Regions from separate parts of the Homo sapiens genome. Here regions 1 and 3 are each linked to region 2. Evidence: chromatin contacts called from ENCODE Hi-C or POLR2A ChIA-PET data. All regions are on one chromosome and are shown on one strand. The core of a region is the stretch at or near the end of the contact, and the rest is flanking DNA. Distances in the headings are between cores, read along the strand shown. Region 1 holds the start of SEMA4F (ssemaphorin 4F). Region 2 holds the start of DGUOK (deoxyguanosine kinase). Region 3 holds the start of PCGF1 (polycomb group ring finger 1).

What was found. Hi-C counts contacts between places; a loop is a spot of excess contacts on that map. ChIA-PET counts read pairs that join two places held with the same protein, here RNA polymerase II (POLR2A). Pooled maps may share reads with other maps.
Region 1: a loop to region 2 is called in a pooled map, with 6 times the contacts of the local background. The contact joins the promoter of SEMA4F here to the promoter of DGUOK in region 2. A Hi-C loop is called at or near these places in 4 of 50 pooled maps. POLR2A ChIA-PET finds 5 or more read pairs at or near these places in 2 of 52 experiments (AG04450 and Caco-2).
Region 3: a map of CD8-positive, alpha-beta T cell shows a loop between it and region 2 (7-fold over the local background). The contact joins the promoter of PCGF1 here to the promoter of DGUOK in region 2. A Hi-C loop is called at or near these places in 1 of 168 maps with a recorded cell type or tissue (CD8-positive, alpha-beta T cell) and 7 of 50 pooled maps. POLR2A ChIA-PET finds 5 or more read pairs at or near these places in 1 of 52 experiments (activated T-cell).

The regions. Positions count from the first base shown.
Region 1 is chr2:74,651,284-74,655,513 of GRCh38, forward strand. SEMA4F (ssemaphorin 4F) reads left to right here and starts at 2,964. Exons shown (of 14, transcript NM_004263.5): 1 at 2,964-3,238. The coding sequence starts at 3,094. RefSeq lists a silencer at 2,811-3,240.
Region 2 is chr2:73,924,453-73,928,514 of GRCh38, forward strand. DGUOK (deoxyguanosine kinase) reads left to right here and starts at 2,428. Exons shown (of 7, transcript NM_080916.3): 1 at 2,428-2,600. The coding sequence starts at 2,459. RefSeq lists an enhancer at 2,460-2,729.
Region 3 is chr2:74,505,175-74,509,400 of GRCh38, forward strand. It overlaps PCGF1 (polycomb group ring finger 1), which reads right to left and starts at 2,521. Exons shown (of 9, transcript NM_032673.3): 1 at 2,402-2,521; 2 at 1,868-1,973; 3 at 1,558-1,710; 4 at 1,007-1,078; 5 at 778-883; 6 at 563-596; 7 at 378-464; 8 at 165-245; 9 at 1-16. The coding sequence starts at 2,494. RefSeq lists enhancers at 1,784-2,714, 2,351-2,530, 3,271-3,330.

The DNA.
Region 1 (4,230 bases), core at 1,714-4,213, 730 kb after region 2:
GTGTGTGTCAGAAGCTGAAGAGAAAGATATGGCCTAGAAATGTAGATTTAGAAAATCATTATTAACTAAATTAGTATGAATGAGACTACATAGAACAGTGATTTTTTTTTTCAAAGTGGGGATCTCAACTCATTAATGAATAGTAAAATCAATTTAGTGGGCTGCAACCAGCATTTAAAAAAATGGAATAGAATAAAATGCAACATGATAGGGAAAAAAATGAGAATTTAGCTCCTGAAGTAAAGATAAATATAATGTAAGTATGACTTTGTTAAAAATTTAACTCACTAATATGTACATTGGGTACATGAATGCATGTACTTAAGTGCAATTAGGTTGCACAATAAGAACCTCTTATTGTATGTTTTGTGAAAAAAATTGAAAAAATATTAAAAAAATCAAAAGACAACCAATAAGTCATGTTCAGAGAAGGGACTAAGGCCTAGACTAGACTGCTGAGAAGCAGCTTAGGAAAGGCATATAGTGGGCTAGAGGAAGAAACTCAGACGGGGGGCAGGGGTTCCATTGTGTTGAGGTTGGTTTTAGAAAGAAGATTTCAGAGAGAAGATTAGAAGTACTGATCCCAAATGCCTGATTTTCCCTCTAGGCTAAGCAATTTGAATTCAAGGACAATGGCTTTTTTTTTTTGGCAGGCTAGAGTGCAATGGTGTGATCGTAGCTCCCTGCAGCCTTGAACTCCTGGGCTCAAGTGATCCTCCTGCTTCAGTCTCCCAAGTAGCTGAGACTACAGGTGTGTGCCACCAGGCCTTGCTATTATTATTATTTTGCAGAGACAGGGTCTTGCTATGTTGACGTGGCTGGTCTCGAACTCGTCTTCAAGTGATCCTCCTGCCTCAGCCTCCCAAAGTGCTAGGATTACAGGCATGAGCCACCATGCCCAGCCAACGGACCATGTCTTAATCTTATCTCTAGTACTTAGTAAAATGCCTGGCACATATTAGGCCCTTAATAACTGTTGAAAGAACAAACTAGAACTAGTACTTGCACTTTAGAAAGATTATCCTGATGGCAGTCTGGAAGGGGAGGGACTGGAGGCTAGGTTTTTGTTTTTTAAATGAAATTATCACACAGTCCAGGTGAATGATGATGATGTCCTGAACTATGATGATAATGGAAAGAAAAGGATGGATTTAAGTTACTTTTTAGTCAGATTTATAAGGACATAGTGATTTCTTACATATGGGCATGGTAGCTAGTCTCCAAGAAAGGAGGCTGAAATCCTTGTATTCCCAGTGAAATCCCTGTACCACCTGGTGAAGTCCCCTTCCACAGTGCATCAGGGCTGCCCTGTGTGACAAGTAGAATATGGCCGAGAGATTGTGTGTTACTTCTGAGGCTAGGTCACAAATATATCATTTGCTCTTTTGCCTTGTTCTTTTGGATCACTTGCTCTGAGGAAGTCACCCCATTTTGTGAAGACATTCAAGCAGCCCCATGGAGAAATTCATGTGGAGAACAACCTTCACTTACTGCCAACAGCCACTACCAATTTGGCAGGCATGGAAGTCCGCCATCTTGGAAGTGGATCCTCCAGCCCCAGGCAAGCCTTCAGTGGACTGCTGCCCCGTTTGATATCTGGACTGTAATCTTGTGAGAGACTGGAAGCCAGACCACCTAGCTAAACTACTCCTAAATTTCTGACGCAGAGAGATTGTGAGAGATAATAAAAGTTTATTCCAAATGTCTGATTTTCCCTCCAGGCTAAGCAATTCGAATTCAGGGACCATGTCTTTTGTTTGTTTGTTTTAAGCCACCAAATTCTGAGGTTAATTTGTTACATTTGTTTTGCAGCCTAAATAACTAATACAATGGGGGTGAAAGAGGAGAAAGCAAAGACTACCTACTAAGTGCAGACTAAGTGCTTGAAGAAGGAGCTAGGGGCCGGGCGCGGTGGCTCACGCCTGTAATCCCAGCACTTTGGGAGGCCGAGACGGGCGGATCACGAGGTCAGGAGATCGAGACCATCCTGGCTGACACGGTGAAACCCCGTCTCTACTAAAAATACAAAAATTAGCCGGGCATGGTGGCGCGCGCCTGTAGTCCCAGCTACTTGGGAGGCTGAGGCAGGAGAATGGCGTGAACCCGGGAGGCGGAGCTTGCAGTGAGTCGAGATCGCGCCACTGCGCTCCAGCCTGGGCGACAGAGCGAAACTCCGTCTCAAAAAAAAAAAAAAAAAAAAAAAAAGAAGGAGCTAGGGTTGGGATGGAGGAGATAGTGAGTTATCCTCAGGACCTATGCTTGCCTTGTTTATAGGATATCCAAGTGGATATGCCCATAGGCAGTCTTTGTTCCTCGCCCTCAAAGGCCTACCAACCCTAGAAGAATCAGTTCAAATGTCACCTCTTCTGTGAGGCCTTCCTGATTTCCTCTGGCAAAACCTGGCCCTTCTGCACACTTATTGCACGTTATTATAGCAAACGTGCATTGCTTCGTATTGCAATTATCTATTTGCAGTTATTTGCTTACATTTGGAAGCCCCATTACAGTGTGAACTCCCTAGGGCAAGGGCCGTGATTTTTAGTATTTTCTGTATAATCGTGTGTGTGTGTGTGTGTGTGTGTGTGCGTGTGTGTGTGCGCGCGCGCGTTACACTGTGCCTGCCCAGCACATAGGCAGCCGTCCTTAAATGCTTGCAAAGTATTAATTTTGAGAAACTTGGTGCGTGTATCCACGTCCTCTTATTAGTAAGTTTTCCTTATTAGTACAGCTATGGGCGTTTGAGTTTTTGGAGTGGCCGGAGCAAACTCGCCACTCGAGGTCCCTGAGTGGCAGCCCCAGCGCACTTCCGAGGCAGAACTCCCACCTTCACCTGGGTCTAGCTCCGCCTCTGCCTGGGTTAGGCCTCTCCTCCCCTCAGCCCCGCCTTCACTCAATCCCGATTGGCTGGAGGAAGAAGGAGGCCCGACCATTGGCCCCTTTCTGAGGGGGCGGAGCCGGGCGGTGTTTCATCCCTCAGCCTCAGGCTGAGCCGGACCGAGCCGAGAGGACCCGAGTGGGGCCGAGGCCAGTAGCCCCGGGGCCCTGAGCAGAGGCCGTAGCTTGCGCCGCACCCGCGGCCAGGCGGAGCCAAAGATGCCGGCCTCTGCTGCGCGGCCCCGCCCGGGTCCCGGGCAGCCTACAGCCTCGCCCTTCCCGCTACTGCTGCTGGCGGTGCTGAGCGGCCCGGTATCCGGCCGCGTCCCCCGCTCGGTGCCCAGAACCTCGCTTCCAATCTCTGGTAAGGCGCGGACGCCCACGCCCTCAGCCCTTCGCGCCCACACCCACACCCACACCCACCTGCTCCTCAGACCGCTCGGCCGGACCCGGGCCTCTCAGCCTGGTGTATGGCGTTTCACGCCGCCCACGCCCCGCCGGGACCGGGGCGAGATCTTCGCACTTCACCGCATCCTCTCTGCATCCCTCCCGCGCCCCTCAGCCCCTCATCCCCAGCCCGGGCCTCGCGCCTCGGCTCCCACGACACGCCCAGGCTGCACCAGCGGGCCCTATTCCCGGAGCCGCAGGAGCGTCCAGTCCTCACCGTGCAGACTCGGACACTGAGGCCCAGAGCTCGGGTGGGGGCTGCCCGAGGTCGTTCATTTCGAAGTTCCGTCTCCCTTAGTCCCCTGTTTCCCCGCACATACACCTGGGTCCATCATTCCAGCTTGACGCCCACTCTGCTTTCAGACCCATCAGTCTTTCATTCTACTCCAGCTTTCCATTCCGATCTCCAGGTCAGCATTTCCATCTTCTCCAATTCATTTCCCTATCAGTTCTATACATCATCCGAGCCTCTTGGCCCTTCTGACAGCCCTTCCCGCTCCCCTGACATCTCTGACAGCAGCTCCCATTCTCCCATTATTGGATCCACGTTAACTCTCTTAACTTCCTCAGTGTTCCTCGCTGCCTCTGCCCATTCCCTACATTGAATATTGGTAAACCATTCAATGTGTTGATGTAAAGTTCTGCTTAAATGATTTTTCAAGTCTTCAGAAGGAAAAATAGAGGAGGGGGATATGATCCTTTGAAAAGATGTGGAAGAAGCTAGGAGACGTCACAAGGTTAAAAGTGATCATTGGGGCGATTCACATTTTAGACTCTGCTGAGGTGGGTATGAGCATGGCCGTGGACCTTGTTGTCTTCTCAGTGGGCATTGAGTGTTATTAGCACCTTGGGCAGACAGAACCAGTGAAGCCAAGAGTACAACCTGTTGGCAACAACTCTGGACTGGTT
Region 2 (4,062 bases), core at 1,178-3,677:
ATCTGAATCCAGGTAACAGTCATTCCATTTGTGAAAACTTCATTGAACTGTACACTTACAACACATCCTCTTTTCCTCACTGCACAACACATCCTCTTTTCCTCACTACATACTATGCTTTACCATAATTTTTTTTTTTTTTTTTTTTTGAGACGGAGTCTCGCTCTGTCGCCCAGGCTGGAGCACAGTGGCGCGATCTCGGCTCACTGCAAGCTCCGCCTCCCCGGTTCAGGCCATTCTCCTGCCTCAGCCTCCTGAGTAGCTGGGACTACAGGAGCCCACCACCACACTCCGCTTTTTTTTTTTTCTCTCTCTTTAGTAGAGACAGGGTTTCACCATGTTAGCCAGGATGGTCTTGATCTCCTGACCTCGTGATCCGCCCTCGTCAGCCTCCCAAAGTGCTGGGATTACAGGCGTGAGCCACCGCGCCAGGCCACTTCACCATAAAATTTTTAAAAATAATTTTTAGGAGCTCTGTTACTGGTGGAGGGTGCCCAGGTTCTTGACATTTTGAACAAAGAATTGGACAAAACGTACAAAGCAAGGAAACAATGAAGCAACAAAAGCACAGATTTATTGTACATCAAAGAACACTCCTTGCGGTAGGAAGGGCCCAAGCAAGCAGCAATTACAGAATTTTCTGGGGTTTAAATACCTTCTAGAGGTTTCCCATTGGTTACCTGGTGTACACCCTATGTAAATGAAGTAGTGGCCAGCGATCAGTCTGATTGGTTGCAGGAGGGGACCAATCAGAGGCTGAAGTAAAGTTATGAAGTTATACCCCATGCAACTAAAGACTTGGCCTGCCACCAGCCTGACTGATTGCCCGCGGGGACCAGTCAGAGGTACTTTCAATTTTTTATCTGCCACCCAGAAGAGGGATTAGCTTCTGGTCCTTTTGTTACTTGGGCTAGAAAGTTGGGGTTTTCCTTTTGATTTAGTTCTAGGAAGTCAGCCTAAATCGGCCTTAGGTTCCCTGTCTCCAGACCCTATTTTCCTGCCTCGTAGCTTTTAGGAGATTAATGCCTGCCTGCAGACAACTTCCTCATTTAACTTTCACAACACCCCTGAGGCAGCAAGATCCTGGCGAGGCAGAGAGCCTCTCAAGCTTTTTTGGATGAATATTTTCCAAGTCTGAGTTTACATAGGTAAAGAAATGTAAGCAGTTTTTTTTTTGTTTTTTGTTTTGTTTTGTTTTGTTTTGTTTTGTTTTAACAGAAGTGGCTGCTGGAGTGGAGATGGGAATGGGTAGGACTTTAGCCGCTCCAGTAGCCATTAACGCCCCACCCTGGTTATCCTTAAAAAATTCGATTAAAAAAAAAGTTCTTAATATATAAACATGACCTCAGCCATCCTATATATACATCAACATAAGAAAAAGGTCCCGTGCTTTTTATGGGAACAGCTTCAAGACAGGTATCCCAGCCCCCGGCCCCTCCCCAGCCCCCTTGCAATCAGATCCTTGTCTTCTAAAACCTGCCACACCTAAGAGCGCTGCCTGAAGGCCGGTTTGGCCTGTTGACTCCTGGTTTTGACTGTTGGTGATTTAAGCGATTGGAACTGGAAGCACCATTTGACAACATTTTGTAAATCATTACTTCTGAGGTTGTTATGACGACGGGGTGTGGCAGTCCGGCTTCACCTGTGGCAGCAGCTTAGGTCCCTGCCCTCCTGCAGAGCACACTTCACCGACAGCAGGACTCAGGTTTTATACAAGTCTCTACTCGCCATTGCTTACGTCCAAGAACCCAGCCTACCAGGTTTAAACAATTTCCAGTCACATACCTGAGCCACCACCACCTTATCCTGAAGGGATTTTTGGGTATAATGCAAATCGATTGACCGAACATTTATTTACTTATTCAAGACACAAACTAAGAGATGGGGTGTAACTGATTATCTAATTTGTTAATTTAGTCAATAATATGCCAGCATTGTGCAGGGGAATTACAGGGAATAGGAAAAAGTTAAATTTGTGTAAATCATCAGATTGAGTCATTTTCCTACTTTAAAACTTCCATTTTCTTCCGATATTAAAATAAAAACCAGACAACAAGCACCTGGGGGGGGGGAAATCCCCTCTTAAAATTACAATTTCTATTTTTAATTTTGTCTTCAGTTATAAAATTTATTTTAAAGTTATACAAAAATGAAGTGGTTGGATTGTGGAATTACGTCTTTTAAAATGTTATTTGTCCAATGAACAAAAACCACTCGCACCGCAACTCCTTTTACTATCAAATTCTGCACCGTTGCAAAACTTCCTTCACTCAACGCTTCTTTACAAACATCGCGATAGCGGAGCGGTCTCTTGGGCGCACCCCGCCGCATGTTCAACCCCACCCACTTCCTGTCTGACGATCTCCTTACGTCAACGGTGCGCTGGAGCGAGTGAGCAGCGATACCTAGGGCGGAAGTGCTCTCGGCGGAAGTGATCGCTGTGTGAATCGTGGGTGGGATGGCCGCGGGCCGCCTCTTTCTAAGTCGGCTTCGAGCACCCTTCAGTTCCATGGCCAAGAGCCCACTCGAGGGCGTTTCCTCCTCCAGAGGCCTGCACGCGGGGCGCGGGCCCCGAAGGCTCTCCATCGAAGGCAACATTGGTAAGGGCCGGAAAGCGGCTGCCAAGCCTTGGCCTCCGCCACGCAGGCGACAGAGGCTGGGAAAGGAGCTGGGCCCGGAATGGCCTGCGTCTGATGCGGCCGGCCTCTTTTTCTGGGCTGCGAGGAGAGCCTTTCCCCTCGCAAAGTGCACTGTGTATCTTTGCCTCCTTGTTTTTAGGATATCGGGCCTCAGTACCCGCCCACAGGAACATATTTGTTGGGGCATAAAAGCCACGCAGTTAGTGGATAGGACAAGAATTGTATTAGCTGTTTGTAATAGATCGAAATTGAAGCGACAAGCGGGTGCAGTTTATTTGTTCTCCTAGATAGGGTTGCCATATTTAGCAGAAATTAAAAATAATATCCAGTTAAAATAGAATTTAAGATAACGAATAATTTTTAGTGTGTGTCCAATGCAATATTTGGGACATCCTTACAGCAAAACAACAACGAAATCACTCATTGAAAGTTCAAATTTAACTGTGTCCTGTATTTTATCTGGCAACCCTATTCGAAGAGAGTTCCTAAATTTCAGTCGTTCAAATACCACATTCACAATTTTTGCCCTGTGCCTGTGCTAGTTGCATAATAATTTCTTAAGGCTTTTCTTAGAAGAACCTCACTTTTTAAACTTAAAAACATGTATTAAATTAAAAATTATTTTGTTAAAAGAGTGAGATCCAGTATCTTGAATAAAAAGTAGTCAGAAAGCAAAATGAAGGCAAAGCATTTCGATTTAATATTAATAAATTCTGACTTGATACTTTTATCTACCAAGTCACTGAGCCCCTAAAAGGGGCTTAGCAAGTGTTGAGTACTGAAGACGTAGCAGCAAACTGAGAATTTCTTTTTTTATTCATTCAACAAATCACCTTTTGAGCCACTTCCATATGCCAGCACTGTTCTTGGCCTGGAGAATACAGCTGTGAATAGAACAAATAAAAATCTCTGCTCTCATGGAACTCAAGTAGGGAGAGATGGACAATAAACAACATAAATTAAGCAAGGTGAACAATATGTTAGAGAGTAATAAGTATGATGGAGAAAAATTAGGGATGAAGAATTGAGGGAAGTTTTTATTTTATTTTATTTGAGATGGAGTTTTGCTCTTGTTACCCAGGCTGGAGTGCAATGACACGATCTCGACTCACTGCAACCTCTGCCTCCCTGGTTCAAGCGATTCTCCTGCCTCAGCCTCCCGAATAGCTGGGATTAGGGGCACCCGCCACCACACCCAGTTAATTTTTGTTTTGTTAGTAGAGACAGGGTTTCACCATGTTGGCCAGGCTGGTCTCAAACTCCTAACCTCAGGTGATCCGCCTGCCTCGGCCTCCCAAAGTGCTGGGATTATAGGCGTTAGCCACTGCACCTGGCCGAAGTTGTCATTTTAAATAAAATAAGCAAGGCCTCACTGAGAAGGTGACATCTGAGCAAAAAACTGAAGATGAGGGAGCAAATCACG
Region 3 (4,226 bases), core at 1,271-3,770, 580 kb after region 2:
AAAGCAAAGGGGATGGCTAAGGAGAGAATGAGGAAGTAGTAGTCAGTGGGGAATGTTCTTATATTATTCAAAGGGCCCCTCAGCCCACCCTTCCCCTGAGGACTGTAGGATGGTTGGGGGGAGTCTGAAGGGGGTGTGATCCCAGGGAGGGTGGCCTGGCTTACCTTGCCGAACCAGCGGGAGAGCCATATCTGCTTCATTGTCATGTGATCAGGGAGAACTTCATTGTCAAAAAGGAGCTGCACCTAGGAGGGAGATGGGGGCATAATTTTAGGAACTTTCTGGCAGGTCAAAAACTACCCTGGTCCACCCTAGACTCTGTCCCTCCTTTCTTAGCCCCTTCTCCCCCTCAAGAAACCTACTGTGGGACTACTCACATGCTGAGGGTTTAGCATCAAGCGGTGACACAGGACCCTCCGGAGATGGCGTACCTCAGCTCTAACAGAACATCGGACATACTTGTTCTGGGAGCAGGGAGGGGAGGGAAGAGGGCAAGGTGTGTGAGGGAAGGACCATGGGAGGTGAGTCTCCTTAGAGAGGCCCTCCCCTCAGCCCTTCTCACCTGCAGGACGCTTTTATTCTTGTCTTTGCCAGAACTGGGGGGAAATAGACACAGGTTAGGGAATCCTATCTTTCCTCCTCTTCCCCACCCAGAGCCATGATATACTCTCTTCAAGGGGATAGGCACTCACTCACTGCTCAGCCTCTCCCCTAGACCCTCCCTGGCTCTGGGTCATTGGCACTGTCACCTCCTGCAACCCCTGACCTTCTCCTCACCTCAGCCGCTCCAGGCACAGGTTCAACTGCTCATCATAGCGATAGTAGTGGGCTTTAGAGTGGTCAAAGCTGCTGAAGGGGAGGCCGAGGTTGCTCAGTGCTGGCTCTGAGAAAGATAGGGTAGTGAGGTGGCTGGTGGCACACATTCCATACTCCTCTTTCCCCAGAGAGCAAAACTGGGCAAGAAGAATGCTCTGGGGTCTTTACTGTCCCGCGGCCAAGGACATACCTTCCCCAGTGGGCTGGGTGACCCGGTCCAAACCTCGGGACTGGTAGAATTCCCGAATCCGTTTCTCTTCACCTAGAAGAAGGTGAAGTATGAGAATAAAGTATTAGCCCTTCGGGGCCGGGCGCGGTGGCTCACGCCTGTAATCCCAGCACTTTGGGAGGCAGAGGTGGGCAGATCATGAAGTCAGGAGATTGAGGCCATCCTGGCTAACATGGTGAAACCCCGTCTCTACTAAAAAATATAAAAAATTAGCTGGGCATGGTGGTGGGCGCCTGTAGTCCCAGCTACTCAGGAGGCTGAGGCAGGAGAATGGCATGAATCCAGGAGGTGGAGCTTGCAGTGAGCTGAGATTGCGCCACTGCACTCCAGCCTGGGCAAGACTCCGTCTCAAAAAAAGAAAAAAAAGAATAAAGTATTAGCCCTTCCTCACTTTTTGTCCTTCCCTCATCTTTGGCCTTCTGCCTACGTGAGTCCTACCAAACCCGTCACCTCAAGCTGCCACTCAGCAATTAGTCCTCAAGAGGCCCCTCAAAGTCAGGTTGGTGACTCACTGTCTTGCAAGCCAGGCACCAGCTTATACACGATGTCCTGCATGACCCGGTCCAGTTTGAGGTTGAGCAGTGGCTGTGTCTCGTGGATCTTAATGTTGCACATGGGGCAGTACTTGCTAGTTTGGAGGTACTTCACAATACAACTCTTGCAGACTGCAGGAAAAGAAAAGCAGATTCTCAGGCCCTCTGGAAACTGGATTCATGGGCTGGGTGGGGTGCCTGGATGCGTGAGGCAGGCCGCACAGAAGCTGGCAGTCAGCTTGGTGAAGACTAGGGACTGGAAGAACTAGGCAGTCTCCAAGGCACTCACAAGTATGAAGACACTCTGTGATGGTGGTGGCATCCACGAAGTAGCCGGCGCATAGGCAGCAAACAATGTGTTCATTCAAGTCTTTGATCTTCACTCGAACCTCCTCCTGAAGATACACCCTCCGTCACCAATCATCCACCCTCAAACCCCAACCCGTGCGCCTTCCCACCTTGGGGGTCGCCTCCTTCATCACACTAGACGGCCAAGCCCCGCGCCCTGCGCCATCAGCCGGGGATTAGCTCCTGGGGGCTGGCACTCCCCCTCCGCCCAGCAGAGGGCTCCGCGCACAGCGGGGGCTTCCCTCACGTGGACTCGCCTGACCCTCCTTTCCCAGGGGAGACTACACAACGTCGGCGACACAACGCGCAGGCGTCCTAACCGGAGTTTGGCAACCCGATCGCAACCACGCAGGCGCACTGGGCACTCTGTCTCTGCGCAGGCGCACTGGGCGCCCGGCCAGCCACCGCCCGTCCTTTAGCCCGCCCCAATTCGCACCGCTGGCCGACCACAGCAGTAACCCTGCCGCCCTTGCACCTCGTTCCGTAGCGGGTCCATCTTGTACACTGACTGGAGCTGGTTCCGAAGCCTCATCGCGATCGCAATCTGGCCCCCCTGAGGAGACGCCATCTTAAAGGCTGATCCCAGCCGGCCACTTCCGGTGCCGCCTGCAGGGCGGGACTTGTCTCCCAGCAACGAGGTTCTAGGTCTTTTCGGATTCGCTCACCCTCTGTAAGGCCCCGCCCACGTCCCTTTCTCCCTGTGTGCTCACCTGAGCCCCACCGGCCCCTCCCCTGCTCAATCCGTAATTAAGGAGTGGGGGGGGGGGAGCACAGGGAAGGGTCTTATCTCTTCAACCTCCTGTAGAAATCATCATAATAGGCCCTACGCGACCTCAAGACTAACTTTCGGAGCCTGCGAAAGACTGCCCCCTCCTACCCCCAAAGGCCTGGCAGTCTGTGCCCGCTACCCGCTCAGGGTCGTCGGTCTTCTGTGACGACGACCCTGCTGAAGAAGCCCCTCCTGGGTCCTCTCCTCGTAATGCCGCCCTGTCGGCGTCCGCGTAGCGGAGCTTCGTCCAGATGGCGGGTCTTCTCCCGGCTTCACGGAGGGAGTTTCTTGGGCTTTGCAGAGTCTCGGAGAGGGTGCCGGGGGATGGGGAGTGAGAGACCCCCAGGGACTTGGTAGTGATCTTATTCCCCCATTCTCCCCCCTGCTGCCGGGGATGGGGGGGGCAGGCCCTGGTTAATGATGATGATTTAATCATCGGCGCCTGCGGAGGCCTGGGACAGACTAATGCAGAGCAGATGCCGAAGGAGGAGGGGAGGACGACTAGGACACTGCCACACACAGACAGGCTTAGGCAGCGAGCGCCTGTAGTAGCATAGGCCCAGTCCCGCACTTGGGGACTACGCGGGGTGCTCGCTCGAGAGCTCTACACCGCCGGCTCTGGGTACTTAAAAAGGGATAAATTTGCTATGAGGTATTAACATCAAATGCAACTGGAGATACGAGAAGGGAGAGATTCCAATGGAGACCTCAAAAAAGGCTTTCTGGAGAAAGTGGGACTTTGGGCACAATTTAGACTTGGGGGAGGGGGTGGAAGTGTGGTGAAATAGAAAGGACGTGGAGGGGAATGACCAGAGGACAGGAAGGTCAAGATGTAGATTTGAGAGTGGTAATAGAAAAAGCAGGGCCATAAAGAGTTGCGATTTTTAGCCTGAGGGCAATTGGGAGCTAGCGGACTTTTTTGAAGGGAGGTTATCCTGTGAAAGCGACATTTTTGTTCATTTCTCTTCAGAGTGAATTGAAGTGAATATGCAGCAAGAAGTTATGAGATTAGTGATTAATCAATTATTCGTTACAGCCCCTGTTTACCTACTTCCCTGGTCCGAGCCACTATCATCTGTCCTCTGTAGTGGCCTCTTGACTGTTTTCCTTGAGTCCCCCTTCGCCTGTTCTCAACATCACAGTTGAGTGCTGTTTCTCAGAGCTAGTGATTCTGATAAAACATGAAACACAAAGGACAAAGGACAATTTTTGAGATGTGGATATGTTTATTATTTTTATGGTGATGATGGTATCATGGGTATATACATATGTCAAAACTTATCAAATTGTACACTTCAAATATTTGCAGTTTATATGTCCATTATACTTCAAGAAAGCTATTAAAAATAAAGTTGAAAAATTAGGTTGTTCCTTTTTTACGTTTAAAACCTGTTGAGAGCTTCCCTTTTCAATCAGAATGAAAGTCAAAGTCTCAGAGTGGTGTGCAAGGGCCTGCATAGTCTCTTCAGATACACCAGGATATCCTTCCACTGTGTCCCCAACTTGAAATGCTTAGGTATCCAAAATGGCT